3 separate regions of the Homo sapiens genome follow, and all the other regions are linked to region 3. The links are chromatin contacts, found by Hi-C or POLR2A ChIA-PET in ENCODE. All regions are on one chromosome and are shown on one strand. Each heading gives the region's core, a stretch centred on a gene start or an enhancer-like site at or near the end of the contact. The rest is flanking DNA. Distances are from core to core; before and after follow the strand shown.

What was found. Hi-C counts contacts between places; a loop is a spot of excess contacts on that map. ChIA-PET counts read pairs that join two places held with the same protein, here RNA polymerase II (POLR2A). Pooled maps may share reads with other maps.
Region 1: a loop to region 3 is called in a map of HCT116, with 2.5 times the contacts of the local background. The contact joins two enhancer-like sites. A Hi-C loop is called at or near these places in 8 of 168 maps with a recorded cell type or tissue (Calu3, GM12878, HCT116 and 5 more), 3 of 37 single-sample maps with no recorded cell type and 8 of 50 pooled maps.
Region 2: a pooled map shows a loop between it and region 3 (4-fold over the local background). The contact joins two enhancer-like sites. A Hi-C loop is called at or near these places in 2 of 37 single-sample maps with no recorded cell type and 6 of 50 pooled maps. POLR2A ChIA-PET finds 5 or more read pairs at or near these places in 1 of 52 experiments (AG04450).

Annotation. Positions count from the first base shown.
Region 1 is chr5:92,925,297-92,928,815 of GRCh38, forward strand. All of the region lies in intron 1 of LINC02058 (long intergenic non-protein coding RNA 2058), which reads right to left. Among named protein-coding and RNA genes, the nearest start is that of LINC02058, 13 kb to the right of the region's middle. Within about 2 kb of position 2,100, at least 2 of the 41 ENCODE cell types and tissues checked have a DNase peak (open chromatin) inside an H3K27ac peak, as active enhancers do; they include HCT116, where a contact is called at or near this core.
Region 2 is chr5:94,692,046-94,695,507 of GRCh38, forward strand. It overlaps SLF1 (SMC5/6 complex localization factor 1), which reads left to right. Exons shown (of 21, transcript NM_032290.4): 20 at 29-211; 21 at 2,786-3,462. The coding sequence ends at 3,267. Among named protein-coding and RNA genes, the nearest start is that of SLF1, 75 kb to the left of the region's middle. Within about 2 kb of position 1,551, at least 2 of the 41 ENCODE cell types and tissues checked have a DNase peak (open chromatin) inside an H3K27ac peak, as active enhancers do.
Region 3 is chr5:93,800,026-93,803,384 of GRCh38, forward strand. All of the region lies in intron 8 of ARB2A (ARB2 cotranscriptional regulator A), which reads right to left. Among named protein-coding and RNA genes, the nearest start is that of POU5F2, 60 kb to the left of the region's middle. Within about 2 kb of position 1,251, at least 3 of the 41 ENCODE cell types and tissues checked have a DNase peak (open chromatin) inside an H3K27ac peak, as active enhancers do; they include HCT116, where a contact is called at or near this core.

The sequences.
Region 1 (3,519 bases), core at 850-3,349, 870 kb before region 3:
CAGCACCCCCTCAATTCCTTTAGCTATTCATGTTGATGTGGAGTCTGCTCCCTTGCACTGTCCTGGTCATTTTCCTCTGCCCAGGCTCTAACTCCTCAGATCTCTCACAACATAGAAAACCCACCCACAACACAAGGTTCCTGAGTGCTATGACTGATAGAAAGCAGACAGGAACTACTGCTTCCCTCACTCCGTGCACTCCGTGTTTATGAAGACACCTTCAAATTGCTAGCCACATTTTTAAGCAGACTTTCAAACTATTGGTGCTTCCTGAGTTTATAATGTACCCACATTTGGAGACATTTATCAAATGGACTTTGCAAATCCATGTGTCTCCATGCAGACTTCTTTAACTTCAGAATCAACTTAACATAGTTATTGGAGCAGCTGCAAAGGTATCTATTACATTCATGGAGAAAGGAGCAATTATTATGGCATTATACAAAGAGCCAACATTGATTGAGCTCTAGTTACGTGCTAGACAATGTGTTGTTAATCTTTTTAAGACATTGTACCCTGTAAAAAATTAAACTATTAATTTTATTATAAAAGTAATATGAACAAATAGCAATGCATCAAATAGCCTAAAAGGACATAATATGAAAATATGTTTTACCTTCCTATCCCACAGAAACTGCAGATTTCTGTGTTTCCTATATCTTACCAAAATTTCTGTGCATATATATTGTATATCTTGTTTATATATTATATGTATAGTACTCTGGTCTTAAATGTTTTAATTTAACTAATTCTTGGTAATCATTTTGTACATCACACATAGAGCCATCTTAACCTGATGAGTATCTGTCTGCATGTCATTGTGTGGACGTACCACAACTTGCATCTCATATAATTTAAGAAAAGTTCCACAGATTGGATCTTACTGTCTTCATTAAACATGTAGAAAACTGAGGTTTTAAAAAATTATTACCTTGCCTGCTGCCACTCATTTGAAAATAACTCAGTAAGGTTTAAAATGCATATCATTCTACATATATGTGCTATTAATCACCTCTCTAGAAAAATAATTTTCACTGGTGAATTTCATAGCACTTCACAAGCAGATTTTTCTAAGTACATAACAGGTCTTCCTCTATATTTTAAAATTGGAAAAATGAGATTTAGAAAATGGTTTGAGCATTTGACAATTGCCAGAAATATTAAAATTGCTCAGATTGACCTGCTCTAGTTCAGCTTTTAGAGTCTGTGGACACAGTGATTTGCCAGATTCTGACTGCCAATGAACTAATGTAGTCCACATTCCTGAGCGTTGTAAATTTCTGTACAAAGTTTCATTGCACAGGTGCCTTTTGTTTTTGTTTATTTTTAACAGAAATTGTTACAGTATCCAGAAATATCTCATCTTGTATTGAAAAATCTGTGTTTTATTTAGAAAGGTTTAATATTTTTATTTACCCTATTTCAGAAAGCCATAGTTGGTCCTATCTCCTGGACTCATATGCCATCATTGTTTCTTGAATCAAGCTGCTAATTGAATGCAGAAAATATTAAAATATGATTATGAGTCTGCTAAAAGAATAAACATGTCAAGTGTCAACAAAATACTGTAAGTCTGCTGTGCTTCAAACTAACTGAGTCAAAATAGATTCCTAAAATTTGTTCTTTCCAGTGCCTGTTTGAAAAAGTGAAAGAGATACACCTGTTGTATTAACACATTCACTGATCACCAAGGCTGTTCATCTTTACAATAAATAAGTTAAGAATTTGGGTTCTCTGGCAATTCTCAGTTCAATCTGACTGACTCTGGTACCTCTCTAATCAAATATATCCACATGATATTTTAAGCTGCATTATAGTACATTAATAGCTTGTAAAGTGAAATTGATGCAGCATGATGGACTGTATTCCTGAAGCAGTGACAAATTTATCAGTGATAGATTCACTAATGGAAATGTTGAATTGCAATAAATATAAATGCAGAATAGCAATTGCAGAGCATTAAAAATGTCATCTGTGAGTTTAGGTATTTATGAGGCTGAGACAGCTGGAAACATGAGTGGCGCGTTCCTATGAGCCACTGCAACTCTGGGGTTCCAAGGAAAGCAGAGGCCCTTTCATCAAATAGGCCAGGCCGCCGGCAAATTGTTGTCACAGCTGTGCCATTGTCAATTAGGCCTCCAATGACTCAGTCCTTTGTTTTTCCTGCTTGCACAACTCACTGCACCTTTTCTCTGGGCTTGGGTGCTTCACTCCTGCAACCTTTCCACCACCTTTCCCCTCAGTGACTCTCCTCACATGTTCTGATTCATCTTCCAGCCATTGATCTAAAACTCAGAGAAGTGACATCAGGGAAGCATCTCAGCTACTTCAAAAGGCACTGCTATTCCTTCTGGGCTATTTTGGCATGTCAAACCCAACAGGCCCAGCAGAAATGCTCCATGCTGTTACACATTTGCCTCTGATGTGTCTGGTGCACCTGCCCAGCCTTCCTGAACTCTAAAGACTGTGTTTAATGTCAGCAAAATCTGGCTGGACATCAGGAGCCAGGGTGCAGTGGAGGACAGTGCACCTCACTTGGGTTTTGTTTGTTTGTTTGTTTGTGTTTTGTCATACTCTTGCAAGAACAGCAGCATAAGGATCAACTCACAGGCATGTGTGTTAATAGGCAGAAAGAGATTGGACCTAGAAAGTTTTTCCTAAGCTAGTGATTGGTTATGCAATATTTTGAAACATACTGGCATGGAAGATTGAGTTAGCAACATTTTTTAGTATGTGCCAATCTCAGGTTTGATAATGAGGTGTGTTATAGCTACCCATATATCCTCTTTTCATTTCTTGAGCTTTCATCTGCTTCCAGTGTTTTCAGCAATTGGTGCGCATTTGTTGTCAGCATATTGAAGTAAATTACTCAATACTTTTTGGAATCAGATGTCACAACTTGCTCTTAATGGCAATAGAAGGTTATCAAAGTGAGGTTATTTTAGAAGGTTATTAGATTTGCCAAGAATAAATAAATGTTTGGCAATTATAATTCAGTTTAGTATGAAAATAAGTTAGCTTGCTTGTCACTGATTCTGCTTATCATCACAAATCCATGATAACTAAACTCTGAATTAAGCTCTAGTGACATTCCTCTGTCATTGTCGTTCAGTAGAAGTAAACAACATGAGTAATAAAATTAAAAGAAAAGCAATATGCAACACAACAATATACAAACAATGGCATGACAGTCTTAGTACAAAGGTGATATTCCTAGTCTAAAAGCCTAGCCATACCAAAAAAAAAAAGTAAGGGATTTTTATAAACCTGACTCTTCAATGTTGTTCTGGTTGATTGTTTAATAAACTATAAAATATTTAGAAACTATCTCAGCCTTAAAATCAAATTTTTAACATGTTGCTAAAACTCACCAAGATATAAGAATCATTTTGGTGTTTTTAAATAGCTAAGACCAAAAATCATGGCTGCTGCGTACAAATGAGTAAATGGAAAGAAAATGCCAAAAAAAAAAAATTATGAGAGTTAAAGGCAGATAACTTTATTGGAATTCTTCTGATT
Region 2 (3,462 bases), core at 301-2,800, 890 kb after region 3:
TTAAAACTTGCCTTGATTTCTAATTTAGACAATGCTGGCTGGACGCCTTTGCATGAAGCCTGTAACTATGGCAACACAGTGTGTGTCCAGGAAATTTTGCAACGTTGTCCAGAGGTAGATCTGCTCACTCAAGTGGACGGGGTGACTCCTTTGCATGATGCACTGTCAAACGGACATGTAGAAATTGGCAAGCTGCTACTACAGCATGGGGGTGAGTGTGTTTATGCTAAATGGGTTTTGATAAATTATCCAGTTTTTTGATGAATCCTGCAGAGGTAGATAGCATTTTATGTTTAAAATCTGTAAGGAAAGATGCCTTTATTTCATATTAATGAAAAAGTAAGGATAAAAAGTCTCCTAAAACGTAAGCACCTTTTATTATTAGAGATAAAATCCTTTTCATAATGTATATTTGTTTATGTATATATTATTAAGCCTATTTAGGTTCGTGTATGAGAGTCTGTTTTTGAATTGAGTTTGCTGGTTTTAAATATTTATCTTTTTCCTTCAGGTGTGTAATGTCTTTGTGAGCCAGTCATTTCTGAAAGCTTATTGATAAATGGATATAAATGTTCAATTGTGATTACCTGGATTTTTTCATTTCCTGTATGTAACTACAAACTCAATCTTATTTTTAATGAGTCATTTCTGTACAGACTGTAAAAAAATGATATCCTAGAATATTTTTCGTCATTCACATTTTGCAGCCAATTAAGTTAAAGCAGGAGGATTTTCAAATGGTGATAACTGTTATGCAGGGGTTTTGTGAAGGAGGTAACTTGAGCTGAATATTCATCTGCGTTTTTCCTGCTGATTTTTGATCTTTGCTTTCAGCAAGGCCCCACATTATTTCAGTGTCATTCTTCTTATATCTAAACTGAATAATATAAATTTTACAACAAAATGTTCAAAACGGATTGGTGCTTTTAAAAGAAAAAAAGAAAACTGATGACCAGCTTAGAATATGGAAACAAAGATTTGTAGAAATTACTTGTCGTTTTTATTTGTATTAATTTTACATTTAAATTTAACATTATCTTATCCTGTAATTAAAACATTTGATTGTGCATAAAGACAAAAAGCGTATTTTCTTAAGATGTCTTTTTAGTATATATGCATCTAAGGAAGGCTGTATAGCATGGGAGTTTAAGACATTTGGTTATATATAGTCTTCTCCTGCCCCCTAAAGGCCTTAGTGTGTCTGTTTTACTGATATCATTTCATAGTCAATGTTTTTCAGTTCTTCTACCTTGTTTTTTTTAGTATTCTGTGTTTACTAAACCATAAGTTCTACCTCCTTAATGTTTTATTTTTCTACTCAGCCGTGTGTCTGGCATTCAGGCCAATATTTGTTAGGAGCCATTATTGTATTAGGTCCAGCTCTTCAGTAGAGTATGGCATTATACCAACCAATGTGAATTTTTCTAGGGCTCTTAGTGGAGAATAGTAAAGAGATGAGTTTCTCCTCCTAGAAGAGGAAATCTAATTGTTTTTGTTTTTATCAAGGTCCTTTGGCAGTCGTACAGACTTGTTTCTGCCTTAGTCATATTCTGGGTTTGGACCTGTCAAGTGGTTTGACACTTATATTGAAGTAACTGCATTATCTATTCATTGTGAGTCACTCAGCCTCAAGAGCAATAATTTCAAGAATTTATTTATTTCTCTAAAACGTTTGTTTACTTTTGGTATCCTGTGTCCGTAATTTTGTCTTTTTTTTTTTTTTTAAACAGAAGTAACTTGGAACAATTTTTTTGAGATGTTGGCACAGTGAAAAGGAGCCTAATTTTGTTTTAGAATTATCTTCTTTCCATAAATTATACATTAATCATATTATCAATGGTTGATCTTTTATATTAAGTACATTTTATATCTATGCTACTATGTATGTCTGATCAGAGTCATCATTATGAATTTTAGCAGTTATAATCAGTTCTCTCTTTCTGACAATATGATCTATGTTATAATTGTAGGACCTAGTGATTATGTCTGCTAGTACTAAAATCTTTATATCCCCTGTAACGTTTTTATGGCCAAGTGCATAAATAATTATAAGACTTGACTGATGAAGGCAAAAGTACTCCTATACTTTGCTATGTAACCAAATACTGAGTTATGTTTTGCCTTCTCCACATCATCCTTTAGTACTTAGTGGATAAACTCTATCTTTAGTACTTTCTAAGTAGGTAGTTAAATGAGTTTAACTAGTATAGATGGATGAGATCTGAGTTTGATCTAGAAGAATTAATATGTAATTTGTGTGAACCAGTTACCTGTACTAAACATTGAACACAAGCAAGGGTAATATGAAAACTGTTCTCTATCTGTGCAAGGTTTTGTAGTCTTTGCACTGCTAGAATTGTTTATTAGCAATGAAAGGGGCACTACTTTTTCCTCTTGGTGATATTTTGAGATACCCCTGAGGCTCTTGTATAGAATTTATAAGATGAATAATACATTTTTAAGATTTCTTCTGGGAACACTGAAATTCTTATTTTAAAATGACAGTTGATAAAGTTTTATAAAAGTTTTTATTTGTAGTTGTATTTATTATTTATTTAACGGAGGCATGCACGTTTGGGGAAACCTTATTAGGTAATTGACTAGAATTTTTTTAATGTACCTTTATTCGTCTATATATATAGTCAGTTAATTGTGTCGACATGAATTAATACAAAATATGATTGCAAAGAAAGCACTGGATGCTTTGGGAAAAAGGAGAAAAGAGCTGTTAAGCTGCCAAAATAGAAATGTTTTACTTGCAACATTTTGCATTTTCTTTTCACAGGCCCAGTGCTTTTACAACAGAGGAATGCTAAGGGAGAATTGCCCTTGGATTATGTGGTTTCACCTCAAATCAAAGAAGAACTGTTTGCTATTACAAAAATAGAAGATACAGTGGAGAACTTTCATGCACAAGCAGAGAAACATTTTCATTACCAGCAACTTGAATTTGGCTCCTTTTTACTTAGTAGGATGTTGCTAAATTTTTGTTCAATTTTTGATTTATCTTCAGAGTTCATTTTAGCTTCCAAAGGGTTAACTCATCTAAATGAACTGCTTATGGCTTGTAAAAGTCATAAAGAAACCACCAGTGTTCATACTGACTGGTTACTGGATCTTTATGCTGGAAATATAAAGACATTGCAGAAACTCCCACACATTCTTAAGGAACTGCCTGAGAATTTGAAAGTGTGTCCTGGGGTACACACTGAGGCCTTGATGATAACATTGGAAATGATGTGTCGGTCAGTCATGGAGTTTTCATGATGATGCTAGAAAGTATGGATTGACTTTCTAAATCTGTTCAGTTTGCATTGGTACTTACTGTGGACTTCATAGCTTACTGACAGATAGTAATTTGATTTATTTATTGACAGACTTTGCAGCCTTGCTAAATTTTAAAAGCATTTTTAAAAAAACTTCTACAAAACTCTAGTATGGGCTTCTGACTTTTTCCAGGGT
Region 3 (3,359 bases), core at 1-2,500:
AAATGCGAACAGAAAAAATCAACCTAGGATAATGCACATATCTATTTCTCTTTGAAAAATTTTAAATAATTTCTAATTGAAGTACCTATATAGGAGAAATCAATTTAATGTGCTACAAAGCAAAGGTATTTAAAAATTTTATTTAAAACTGCCCATGTGTTTATATTCAGTTATTTTACTGGTGTTTAGACCAAGCTTGACTATAGTGGTAATCTTTTTTGTTTCTTTTCATTCAGGATGTAAAACATATGCTATGAAAACTTTAAAATCTGCAAGAATACTTTATTTAAATTACTCATGTTAAAAATCAATACCTTTAGCTAATAAAAATAGGGCATGATTTAACTGCATATTTTCACACACACACACACACACACACACACACACACACACACACACGCACACAAAGATACAGCTATAACTCTAGAGGAGAAGGATATAAAATTTTACCAGTTCTGGCATGTTTAATTAATTAGGAGAACAGTGTAAAATAGTTGTCTATATTCCTTAGGCTACTGATTGCTTTCTACATTTGGAAGATGGGGGACAAGACGGGAGAGGAGGGAGTTTTATTTTAAAAGTGCGTATTAAAACAAAAATGTTATTAATGTCCTTAGAGATTACAGGTGGTGCTATAGATTGAAACATGAATATTTAGGCTTAGAATGGACACTAAAATTCTAAAAAATAAATGGAGCAAATCTTTATATTTTAAAAAGATTTCAAGCTATAATTATCGATTGAAAATGTTTACTTAATTATGTTGTCACTTGATTTTCAACTAGTAGCCACAGCTCTAATCTATAAATAGAGTTAGGAATGGTAGCACATCAATTTTTCTCTTTCATTTTTAAATGATCAGCTGAAATAGAGAATGAAATGCAATCTTTAATATAGTTTTAAAAGACTTTAAGTTACTTTTGAACTACGAACATGTGAAAAATTACAAATAGGATCACTGACAGTAATTTTTATAAGTAAAAAGGTACAAATTGTTGCTATTTGTGCTCTTCATTCTTAATCCTTTGCTTATCTTTCTTTTGACCTTTATCCAAATGAATCACACTAACTCTTGAATGCTTTCTCTCACTTGATTTCTAAAGCTGTTCATCACACTTGCTGGCTAGAAGCACAGCTGGCAAGGGATCTAAGCCTCATCACTGGGCAAACTTGCCCTTCTGGTTTTGCCAAGAATGACATTTCCAATGGAAGAAAAAGTTACTGTATGGGACACTGGATACTCTATTTATTTGTGAGAACCAATAGCTCCAACCCCCTTTGTTAGCACTACATATAGGCATTAGAAATAAAACCAAAATAACAAAGGATCAAACAGCCTAGAGTTCTCTAAATTCAATTGTTAATTAAAGTGAGAGCACAGAAACCAGCCGAGTATTTTTATTCATTTCCTGAAGAAAGATGCAACCAAGGATAAGCAGTGCCCCCTAGTGTCAATAACCACAGACAATAAAAGCTAGAGAAAAGTTGCTAATGTTAGCTGAACTAAATTATTAAAAATATATGTTTTAATACATGATAAATTCATCATTATTCAAATTTTAGACTTTACATGTATATAAAAGCACACCCACATCATTTATTTAATACTGACTTGCTCAGGAATGTGCACATGTGAGGGCACATGCACACACACTGTACACAGACTGACATGGCCAAGATGTCTTTAATGTTTCAGGCAGCTCAGAAAAAAAATTCCACCCAGCACAGCAGGCCATGCATGAAGCGGGTGTCAGCAAGCCCTACAGAATCACTCACTGTGAAGACATCTAATAGGAACTGCTGAATACACAATACAGGCAGCATGGCCTGAATGGCTAAAGTGGAATGGCCAGAACGAAGTCTGAAGGTTTTCAAATACAACCAAAATTATAATTCAACCAGTAAAGAATTTTTAGACATTTTCTGTTTTTATTGTTATTAGGAAATTAGTATATTTAGCCTGTATTAGAGACTGATTTTGAAAATGCTATAACTTTTACCATGCATATTCTGAATATTGAATCCTAAATCTGAAGAACAAATAAATATACATCCTCTCTTTGGAAAAAAATGCAACACAAAATTCAAATATTAAAAAACACTAAATATATTTTATAAAATTTAAGTCAAGATATATTTTCTCTGATAAATCTTATAAGAAAATTTAAGTTATTTTTAAAAGACAAATTAGGTATCTAGAGAGTGATATATGTGCCAAACAGGTAAAGTCAGTTTCTTGTTTTGTGAAATACTGTCACTTATTTATTAACAGCAATTTTTGTCATAGATGACACATAAATGGGGGCAAAAAAGAAATCACAATGAAAAAGAAAACATCCATACAAATAAAAATGATAAACAGGAAAAACCAAAAAGCCAGGAGGACTGGGTATGTATGTATCAAATAAGCATCTAATAAAAAGCAAATTAATACGATAAACAATTGCTTAATTTTATTTACATAAAAAGTACAAGGCAAGAAAAATTCAAGGCTATTTAAAACATGTATTTATACAGAAGTCCATTTGTGAATTACTTTTTCACATAAACCAATAATGCATATAGGACTAGTTTTTCATTTTAAAAAGCACAAGACATAATTATGCTTTTATAAAAAGATTGCTATGTGCATTTAAGTTGCTCCATCTTTAAAAGGATGAAGATGCAAATGCAATAGTTTAGCAGGCATAAACAGAATTCCAGAATGATGTTTAGCAGTAGATAGGTATTTTGGCCATTTACAATAAATTCTGGTTAAAACAGAAGCTGAAACTTCAACTATTCAAATTTAGAAAAAGTTCTAAAATGCTTACTATTGAGTTTTTAAAGAAGCATAATGATGGCAAGACTACTAAAATCTTTAAGAATTAAAGAACAGCAGCAACAACAAAAACCCCCTTCTTACATATAACAGTATTTCGCTAACATCCAGAAGGAAATAAAATGTAGATGGACATATTTACATTCATGCTAATTGTATGGACACACATTTTGTTGCATTAACAATTATGAGTTACTTCTCACAAAAATCTCCAATGGAAATGGAGTATTATACCACATGAGTAATAACAGGTGCCTGCTTAGATAGGTGATAGTGAAAAGTCAAATTTGTGTGCCTATCCACGAGGAATGAGGACTTGTTTTTTCCTTGGTGGAACATGTGCAGTTTAGCATGCTACTGCAGCTGGCACTAAACATCAAGTAATTTTCTGCAGCTCTTCAACAGACAAAAACATTATACATATAAAGTTGTTATGTTCTTTCATGTCTTTTACAAATTTTTGTTTTCATGGATACTACAGCTTTCATCTTTAATTCAACAATAGACTACTTGGTGGTTATTTGTTATTAATATAGGC